Regions from separate parts of the Homo sapiens genome. Here region 2 is linked to region 1. Evidence: read pairs that join two places in POLR2A ChIA-PET (ENCODE). Cell type or tissue: MCF 10A. All regions are shown on one strand. Each heading gives the region's core, and the rest is flanking DNA. Links, peaks and the distances in the headings are about the cores only. Region 1 overlaps LOC102724968 (a long non-coding RNA gene). Region 2 has its middle 180 kb from the start of MAFB.

Region 1 (5,378 bases), core at 135-5,134:
CAGGCTGGTCTTGAACTCCTGACCTCATGTGATCTGCCCACTTCGGCCTCCCAAAGTGTTGGGATTACAGGTGTGAGCCACTGTGCCTGGTCACCAAAACATTGGACATCTTTATGAAGGGAATGCTTCTAGGAAAAATATAATTTGCCAAAACTGACTTAAGTAAAAATAAACAATTCAAATAGATCTATGGCCATTATCTTATTATTCCAGACAAAATAGTATAATTCCTATTTTATGAATAAGGAAATTGAGGCCTAGAGAGGTGAAGAAAATTGCTTAAGAATCTGCAGGTTGGAAGGGGCGGAGGCAGAGCCAGGTGTGTCTGGATGGCAGGATTCTTTCTCCTGTGCTGGGAGGTGGGAGGAGGTGATAGGGCGAGGCCCCTGCTGGGAAATTCCCCAGAGATGCCTGCTATTTGGGTTGGTCAACTACTAGACACTTTTAATGCGCCTCTAGGAGAGGCATTTGGCACCTGAATTTCCCCTGAAGGTTTCACCATCACCGTCTCCAATTAAAGTAGCACAGCAGCCCTGCATCGCCTGGAGAACATTCAGTACCACCCATCTGAGGGGAGCAGGATAGGGCAGCCCGTGCCTTGGCCCTCGGCCCTTTGACTCAGCAACTGCCCAGGCCCAAGAATGCCCAGTGCCTGACTGGGCGCCCACAGCCGCAGCCCAGGCCTCTGAGCGAGTTTGCCTCTTATGAAGAAGCAGGTGGCGGCTTGCTGCAGAGTCCATGTGGGTGACAGACTCCCACCATTTGAGGCCTCCAAGAAGCCCACACCCTGTGGGTGGGAAATGAGTCTTGAAATGGAAATTGTGATTGAAGATGCAATGGCTGACCTTGGCCATGAGAACCCTTGTCAAGTGGCATCTCTCTGTCTGTTTTGCATCCCTTCACCCTTTCTCTTGGGAATATCACCTCACCCTTCCCTTCTTAGGGTTCTGGTGAGGTTGCCAAGGACAATATCCTACCATCTGTGGCCACATGAGGCAAGCTGACGAGCTCTTCCCTTGGTTGATGCTAAACAGCAATGATGTCAGCCTGGGGTTGTCTGGGGACATGCCCACTGCCCTCTGCATCACGATAGCTAGAGGAGAAAATGAGGAAATGTACAGAGGGACACAAAGCTGAGAGAAAGTGGAGATGCCTGACAATATTATTTGAGCTCCTTGATCCAGATAAGCATGCAGTACCATTACCCCATTTCCCTTCTGTCGTAGGGGACAATACTGTCTTTAAAAAAATTTTTTTTGAAACAGAGTCTCATTCTGTGGCCCAGGCTGGAGTGCAGTCGTGCGATCTCAGCTCACTGCAACCTCTGCCTCTGGGATTCAAGCAATTCTCCTGCCTCAGCCTCCCGAGTAGCTGGGACTACAGGCGCCCTCCACCATGCCTAGCTAATTTTTGTGTTTTTAGTAGAAACAGGGTTTAGCTATGTTGGGCAGGCTGGTCTCAATCTCCTGACCTCAAGGGATCTGCCTGCCTTGGCCTCCCAAAGTGCGGGATTGCAGTCGTGAGCCTCCATGCTCTGCCAATCTTGCCTTTTTATTCTTAAATATGTTTGAGTTGGGCTTTTTTCTATTGAAACCCAAAGAGTCCTGACTAACACAGTTTGTCTTGGCTTCCCTCTTTCTGTGTCCCTTCTCAGTGACTAATTTCTCCGACACCCTACGACTCCCCTCAAGTGCTCTCAGGAAACGGGCCACACAACGCATTCAACTAGCTGTTTTTAGTTGAAATGTTTCGCTTGGCCCTGAATATTTTAATGGTTGGCATAATGATAAAGAATCATGAAAAAGAGCCTGCAGAGGTGGAGACTCAATAAAACATATCTGCCTGGGGAAGGGGTAGACAGAAATATTCATCACTGCTAACATTGATTGAGTCAGAAATGGTGCCCTGTGCTCCCAGTGAATCAGCTCATTTCATCTGCACAGTGACTCTACACTTAGCTTCTATTGTTTTTTCTGTTTTACAGATGAGGAAACTGAGGTTGCAGAGCTTAGATAATTTGCCTAGAGTCACAGAGTTAGGAAGCGGTGGTGCCAAATTTTGAAGTGAGGAATTTTACTTTGCAGTGTATGTTCTGAACCACTTTGTTCACTTAGATAATTAAGTGACTTAAACAAGTTTAGCTTGGTGAAATTGGTTGGCCGCGGTAGGGGGGAGTTCTGGGCTTTTTTCAAAATTATCTTTAATGTATTTAATACAGTTTTCTTAATTTAAAGACACTTAAATAGAAAAGGTATTTTTATTTTGAGGGGGGTTGCATAAGAAATGCTGTGAGTTAAAAGAAGAAACTAAAACAAACAAACAGTAAACCCTGAAGCAACCCTTTCCATGGCTGCCAGAGTTCCCCCACCAACACAAAGTGATTCTGTTCTCTTCGTTAAAGGAAAAGCCCCTCTGCCTGGAGGTTAAAGGCTGTATTTCAGCACCTGACTGAAAGCTCTCCAAATCTGGTCCCGACCACTTTCCCAAAACTACCCACGGCAGCCACTGCCCTGAGGCAGCCTCACTGAGCAGCCCCTGAGGTTTTTCAGCTTTAGAGTCCTTGCTAGCAGTCCTAGCAATGTATTCCCATGGCCATGTGGTTCTGCCAAATTTGTGAAAATAAGATATTTAAACTGATATAGGTTAAGGCCACTCTCTCTTCTTCTCTGATATTTGTACCATTCCTCTGTCTCTTCTGTACTGTTAGAGCGGTCCCAAGGACTTTGGGAATCTGGCTAAGAAGATACTGAGTTGGGGATACACTTAGTTTGGGCTTATAGCTGTGTGATTTGCAGTCGCTTCCATATACGGGTAAGTAATTGCTAATCATCCCAGTGTCGAAATCTGCTTCCAAGGACACTGGTACCACCTACTGTGCCGACTCACATGTGATGTGTGAATGTTGCCAAGTGAAGGTTTGGGGCCAGAGGCTGTTTCACGACGTGAACGTGTTCTGTGGTGCCCAAAGTATGGCGGAGAAACCAAGTTTGAAATGTACAGAGCTGGAAGCTAGTCTGTGGACAATCCTTACAAGTTCCAGAGCTCAAATACGAAAAAAATTCATGGAGGTTTTGCCAAACTTTGTGACAATCCTTAAAAAATACAAAGGATATGAACAAAGAGTTAGGAAGTGGAGAGACATTTTCTAAATTATCAGTAATAAAAGTCAAACTGATCAACCATTAATATTATAAAACTTGTTATACTACTACTGACATGGGAAGAGACAAAGAGAATGAAGCCAAAACAAGTAGGAAAAACAATGTTATCAAAGTAGGTCGGCAGTTCATTAATGCACAAAATGGCTATTTTTCTGAATGGCTGAGATGTTTCTGGTACTATTCAGCTTTTTATTGACAAAATTTATAATTAGTTGTAATTTCTTTTCTCATTCTAAGTGAATATTCCCTTTTGCTCCTACATTTTTAAAAATCATCTTTATTGAGGTATAAATATACAATGAAATCCACACACCTAAGGGGACTGTTTGTGAGTTTTGACAAATGTATATACTTGGGTAACCATCACTGCAATCAAAGCATAGAACATTTCTGTCACCCGGACCACTCCTTCCTGTCTCTTTACACGCAACCTCCCTGCACACTTTGCCCCAGACAAGCACTAACTTGCTTTTTTTTTTTTTTTTAATCACTATAGATTTGGATTGTTCTAGAAACGTCACTTAAATGGAATCATGCAGTACCCTTTTATGTCTGGCCTTTACTGAGGGAGAGATCGGCATTTTGGTGGGGGACTCGGAACTGTACCTCATTTTGTGTTATTCACAAATTTATCTTATTTTCTTTCAATAAGACTTTCTAATTGGGATACTCTGCGTATGGCCCTACTGCTGCTTTGCACTCTGGGTATGTTGGACATCCCACCTCCTCAATAAACTTCCCATGCACACTTCTGAGTCTATGCCTAGAACACACTGTTCCCTCTGCCTGGAATGCCCTTCCCTCCTGAGCCACTGGATGGATCAATGATCATCCCTCCTTGTCCACGTCCAGTGTCTCCTCCCTCCTGGCTTTTCTCAGGCAGAATAGCACACTCCTTTCTTAGATGCCCTAGGATGTTTGGCTTATATTTCTCATCAATGTTCAGTTTATATTGAAATCGTTTTATTTTTGTCATTCTTTCCCTCATAGAATCTGAGTTTTTTAACGGAGGTTTTTGATGGGGGCATTGTGTGTTCAACATGTGACACCTGCTCCTCTCTGCCCCCCTGCTCACCCTAAGTCAGTAGACTGTCCTATGCATTGCAACAAATGTTCATTGTATATGAAAAAAAAGTGAAACTCTTCACATGACATTATAGAAACAAGACAAACAATTCCTTTATTTAGTTGTAGCCATTACTATTTGCTTTCTCATGTGTCAAGAGAAACCAAATAGTGGGGGCAGTAGCACTCACCATTCAGCTAATGGAATGGAAGTGAACTGACTCCATGGGGAACTTCAAAGGAGCCGGGCTCTGGAGGCATAATGGACTGAAAACTGTTCCCTAAGGGATATGTCCAGTCCTAGCCCCTGGAACCTGTGAATGTGACCTTATTTGGAAATGAGATGTTTGCAGCTATAATTAAGGTAAGGAGCTTGAGGTGAGATCATCCTGGATTAGGGTGGGCCCTAAATCCAATGACAAGTGTCCTTCTAAGGGACAGAAAAGGAGAAGATGCAAAGAGACCCAAGGAAGAAGGTCATGTAAAGACAGAGGCAGACATTGGGATGATGCTGCCACCAGCCAAGGAATGTTAGGAGCCATCAGAAGTTGGAAGAGCCAAGGCAGGATCCTACACTAGAACCTTTGGAGGAAGCATAACTTTGCTGGCACCTTGATTTTGGACTGCTGGCCTCCAGAATTATGAGAGAATAAAATTCTGTTGTTTTAAGCCACCAACTTTGGGGTAAGTTGTTGTGGAAGCTGTAGGCAACTAATATAGAGTTGGCAATCTTAAAAAACTACATATATGGAGAGCATGACAAAAGTCAGTTGAGATGTGATAGAGAAACTCTATGGAATTGAAAGTTTGAATGAAGAACCAAAACTCCCGAGGGCTCTGTGAACATTTCAAATATCCAGTCAGCAGGGCAGAAGGCTCTCCTTGTTTTAAAATACTTTTTTTTTTTGAAATAATTTAAATAATTGTTGAAATGGTGAAAAAAATAAAAATTAAGTAAAAAGATATCATTTTCACCCATCAAATAGACAAATATATTAAAAAAAAGATAATCCCTAGTTCTTGCCATGGTATGGGGAAAAATGAAATTTTATTCCTAATGTTGGGAGTCTACCTCCTGAATTTCTCAACAGATGTAAAAGAATCTTAAAAGATACATATCCCTTGACCAGTTAATTCTGCTTCTCAGAATTT
Region 2 (5,378 bases), core at 59-5,058, 120 kb after region 1:
GATTTTTTCTGCACACTTCAAAGTTCTTTATTAGAGAGTCAGGCCAATCTCAGAGGTAAATTATTGCAGAGAAGGAACAAAGATTGGAGAGATGATTAACCTCGACTTTCTCTTGTGCTTTTCCTGCATATGGAAAGTGATCTCTACAGACACCTCTTCCTTTCTGAACCTTGCTTTCCTCCCTCGGTTTCTGTCCCTGCCTACACATCCCCATTTTTCCAACATTGCACCCAGCTACCCTCCTGACTATCTTTGGAAAATTCTGCTCCTTCTGCCGTGTGGGGTTTAAGCTCCGGAGCTCAGGCTTGGGGTAGACAGACTCCAGCTGTGGTTAAGAGAATGAATTGGAGGAAGACAACATGGAGGGAGAGAGACCAGTTAGGGGACATTGTGATTATCTGGGATGGCAATCATGGCACAGTGGGTGCAGAGAGTGGCCATGTTTGAGAGATTTTCAAGAGGTCTTTTGGAAGGTGTGTGGCTTGGACCTATGGATGGACCTACAATGGACATAGGCACTGAAAAAAGAAACACAGGAGGCAAGATGGGGAGGCAGAGTGGGGCTGGGGGAAGTCACAGTGTGGAACTTGGAGTCACACAACTTCATAACCTTGAACGAGTCACTTAACCCCTCTGAGCTGCCTTTCCTTCCTCTGTAAAGTGGGGAGACAAGCAATGCCTGTCTCATAGAGTGGTGGTGAGAATTAAATGAGTAGTGGTTAGCACAGCGATTGGCACACGCAAGCTATCACTGTTAAATCCATTCCAGGGGCTGCTTTCCATAAACACGTGGTTACTATAGATCTGAAGTCTTGGAGGAAGACCTGGCTGAAGGCAAAGATGTGAGATTTATTTCCCTGAGTCATTGCTCCCACCCACAGGGTAAATGTTTGCAGTATTAATATTGAAGTGTTTAAGAGAATCAACTCTTCACCGAACAGCTTCAGATACTTTAGAGGAACTTGTTTGCATTCAAACAATTAATATGCCAATTGCAAACCAAGCCACTTCACTCATCAGAGCCACCCAGGGACCAGTTGGTGGTAACATTTCAGTGTTTAGTGTGAGTTACAGTATGTGTTGTGGAACAATAAAACTGTAGTTAGTTTTTTTTTTCGAATGCATTTCACTTTTCCTCTTTCAGATTTTCAGACTGGTGTTCCTTCCCAGTAAGTAGCCTGTATTCATGGAGTGTCTGGAATCACTTTGAATTCACTTGTATTTTGGTTCTAATGGCAGCCACAGGGCTCTAAGTGGCCAGCTGTCCTGAGAAGGGCGTGCTAATTGCATTGAGGGGCAGGTTCATCTGTAATCTGTGAGTCTATTTGAGGTGGCCTGGGGTGGTGGCTGATTCGAATTAAGATAATAAACATATAATTTCTTCCAACCAGCCTCCGGGCTCTACATTTCTCCCATCTGAGGAGTCTAGTTGAACAAGAAAAAGTCCTGTGACTAGCAAAGGAAGAGATGAATGGGTAAGAAGATGGACCAGCTGTAAACTAAATAGTCATACCAGGTATTTGCGCTGTGCACAATACAGCCCCAAAACTTAGTGGCATAGGACAGCAACTTATTAGGCTGGGCGGGTTTTCTGCCGGTTTCCTCTGGGTTCATCATATGGTTCTCTTCAGTTGGGACCTGGATTCAGCTGGGATGGCTGGGGATTTCTGGGCCTCTCTCCAAGGCATGGGTCACCCTAACCTTCCTATAGGCAAAGCAGTCTCAGGGCAGATGTCTCATTGGCCAAAACAAGTCACACGTCCAAGTCTAGGGTCACTGTTGGGGAGGAGACTACAGAAGGGCATGGATTCTGAGAAGGGGGTGTCATTGTGGGTCATGGCTATGACAGTCTATCTCAATAGCCTATGCAACATTTCAGACTTAATAACTGCAGATTCACTGACTCATATAAAGGTGGTGGTGCAGATGCTGATAATAATCATAATACTATTATTAATAATATACACCATTTTATACAGCACTAATGAAGTGTTAGGGGTTTAAATAATGCATTCAATTATTTAATCTTCACAGGAATTCTTCCAGGTTGGTACCACCTCCCAGTTTATAATTGAGGAAACCGAGGCTCAGAAAAGTGAAGTACATTTCTCAAAGCATATCTAGTGGCTACAGTTCTTCCTGAAGTGGGAGAGGCATGACTTGAATCCTTCCGCCGTGGCCAAGAGATCTTTGGACAAAGCTAAATCACAATTCCACAGGAGGTCCTTTGACTTGTTGAGATGTAAGCAGCTTTCACCAAATAGCACTTTGATGAGCTGAGCCTAAGTGAATCAGAAACACGAGGCTGATATTTGTCTTCATCTGCACAGGGGTTTGGCAGTTTCCAAATTCCCTTGGCAAGCAGGATTCAGGCTCTGCCAAAACCTGGGGCTCTGGCATCATCGTGCAGGCCTGCAGGTCAGGCCAGGCCTCCAGCCCTCCTGCTGTTCCAATCAGAGTCCGGCCCCTTGTGGTTTCTCCTGCTGCTTCTTCCTGTCCTCAAGTCTCAGGGATAGAACAACAGGAGGTATCTCCATGACTCCAGCACATGTGGGGGCAAGATGGCACAGGCATGGTTTGCTGGAGCACTGTCAGGGCAGCAGTCCCTTAGGTGCCAAGAAACCCAGGCTTCGGAAATTGTGGCGGCAGGGCCCCTCCACAGGGCGTGCTGTCGGGAATAAGCTCTGGGTGAGGAGAAACTTGGCCTAACAGGACAGGGAGGCTCACACCCTGGGCCAAGAGGGAGGCGATCTCGCCTGATTCCTTTAAGATCCTGGGATGTCAATCTGAGAAAAAGCAGGTTTCAGGCTGAAAAAGTTTGGAACAGACCTGGTTAATTATGCATTTTTTATTGCAAAACTTCTCAGAATCTTTGATATTCTGATGTGTCAATCCAAGAAGGGAAGCAGGGGCGCGCAGATTCAAGCTTGTTTGACAGTGGAGCATTTGGCTCAGCATTTTTTGGGGCTGCTGTTCTACAGGAGGCACAAAAAGATGCTGCTTTCAGTGTGCTCTCCCTGCAGGCGCCAGAACGCAGACTCATGATGGCAGGGACTACCCCTGCTTTGTTGATATCTCTATAGTCTAGTACATGAGAAGTGGCCAGTGAAAGTTGGGTAAATAAATCAGTGAGTGAATGAATGTAGGACATTCACAGAATCCCTCGCTCTCTTCCTTTCCTCCTCCCTCCCTCCCTTCCTCTTTCCCTTCCTTCCTCCTTCTTTCCTCCCTGCTTCTCCTCTCTTCCTCCCTTCCTTCCCTTTCTCTTCCTTTCTTCTTTCCTCCCTTCCTTTCTCCTCCCTCCCTCCTTCTCTCCCTCCCTCCCTTTCTCCCTCCTTCTCTTTTCCCTTCCTCCTTTCTTTTTTTCTTTCCTCCAAGTATTTCTTACGGTAGTCACTGTGCTAGATCCTAGGGACACAATATAGAAACAGAACAAGACGGGGAATGGTGGCTCACACCTGCAATTCTAGCACTTCGGGAGGCTGAGGTGAGAGGATTGCTTGAGGCCAGGAGTTTGAGACAAGCCTGGGCAATATGGAGAAAACCCACCTCTACAAAAAAATACAAAAAATTAGATGGATGTGGTAGTGGGTTCTTGTGGTCCCAGCTACATGGGAGGCTGAGGTGGGAAGATCGCCTGAGCTTGGGAGGCCAAGGCTGCAGTGAGCAGTGATCATGCCACTACATTCCTGCTGGGTGACAGAGTGAGACCCTGTCAAAATAAAATAAAATAAGAACAGTTCTGTTGTATGGTAATTCATTAATTACAATTTTTGACTTCAGGAGACTAACTGCTTTTGCTCCCTTAACTGGAGAAGGGTGAAAGGCTGAGAGCTGTCCAGACGACCCTGCCGAGGGCTAGAGAGCAGACACCTCCTGACCCATAGCAGGTTGGCTGCTTGTTTGTCAAGATCAGACTGCAGGCTACTTCTTGCTCCCCTGGAATATCCCTTAGCACCTCTTTGTCGAGAAGGCCTCCTATTACCCAGACCTGGCAAAGCAGGCCACCAGCCCTCTAGCTCCCTTTCCTTGCTGCTGCTAAGGCCAAGACACTGGCCTGGCAGCTTTGGGAGGGCAGGGGCCATGTCTGCCTTGCCCACCAGGGAATCTCTAGTACCTGTCGGGGACCTGGCATTAGTGAATACTTGACAAATGATGAAGTCCAGAAACAATGCTGATTTAAGGCATAGGTCCACATCCATGGGTAAGAAAGAAACAAAAGGAGCAGTGTATGAAGTTCTGGGGTGTTCCTGACTTCTTGATCATGGTCCCAGCTCTGAAACTACATATGTGCCCCTTGCAAAGGCTGCAGAATGTTCCCCCAGCCTCCCTTACTGATTCCTGAAGCTGGAGCTCAGGAAATACCCCTCCATCTCCTCTTATGACCAACTTTTCTTCCAGGGATCTGGAAATACCATTTCTCATCCCATGTTGGCCCTTAGCATCTGCATCTGGTGGCTACTGGTTGGTTCCATCAGATGCTAGAGCTGAACTCACCTCCTAGATTCAAGGCAAAGATCTGAATACATGGGGAGTGTTAACATTGTATTATCATAAGCATGGAAACCTGCTTCAGATCACAGTATGGTGATGATGAGAAGGGGGTGTCTCTGGGGCTTCCTCCAGCATTGAACACCCACAATAGGTAGCTGACTGGGCTAGGGCCTGTGCTCATGCCTTACACAATCCTGCAAGACAGGGGCTGCTGCTCCATTTTACAGATGAGGAAACAGTCTCAGTGGACAAAAGTGACATGTCAGAATCCAAGTGGCTGAATGGGCTTTGAAATCAGGCATGGCTGATTCTGAAGCCCCAGTGACTTTCAGACAGCCGCCTTGTCTCCTGAAGGTATGAACTTTTCAAGGCTGTCTCCTCAGCTCTGATGACAAAGGGAAAGCCTCAGGGAGAGATGTGAGGAGTGAGACCACAAGGTCACAGGGTAAGGGAAGAGGAGTAAAGCTACTCCTTCATTTATTCATCCATTAAGATAATACTGAGATCTACTCTGGGCTAAAGGCTGGGGACCCAGTAGAAAGAAATATAGCCTGTAGACTCAGAAGGTGAGTCACATATTTTTTAAGTATGATAAGTCTTCATTTAACATTGTTGATAAGTTCTCAGAAACTGTGACTTTAAGTCAAAGAATGTGCTATATAACAAAATCATTTTCCCATAAGCTAATTGATATAAACAAGAAGTAAGTTCCTATGGCATGCAGTAGGTCATTTTGCTTAATGTCACAGTTTCTGAGGGCCTATTGATGATGTTAAGTGAGAATTTGCTGTATTCCACACATAAATGTAAATGGAACCTGTGAACAGTGCTCTGAAGGAGAAGTGTGAGATGATAAGAGACATAATGAGAGGGCTCTGGTTTGT

What was found. ChIA-PET counts read pairs that join two places held together with the same protein. Peaks named below come from ENCODE experiments on the same cell type or tissue, not always from the same donor. Only the 100,000 strongest peaks of a DNase experiment are listed, where the experiment ranks them.
Region 2: POLR2A ChIA-PET joins it to region 1 with 5 read pairs; 1 of 35 experiments calls an interaction of 5 or more read pairs at or near these places.

What each region holds. Positions count from the first base shown.
Region 1 is chr20:40,626,559-40,631,936 of GRCh38, reverse strand. All of the region lies in intron 3 of LOC102724968 (a long non-coding RNA gene), which reads left to right. Among named protein-coding and RNA genes, the nearest start is that of MAFB, 60 kb to the left of the region's middle. In MCF 10A, for the core only: no CTCF peak of the experiment used is centred there; DNase peaks (open chromatin) are centred at 446 and 2,866.
Region 2 is chr20:40,508,708-40,514,085 of GRCh38, reverse strand. No RefSeq gene overlaps it. Among named protein-coding and RNA genes, the nearest start is that of MAFB, 180 kb to the left of the region's middle. In MCF 10A, for the core only: no CTCF peak of the experiment used is centred there; a DNase peak (open chromatin) is centred at 2,445.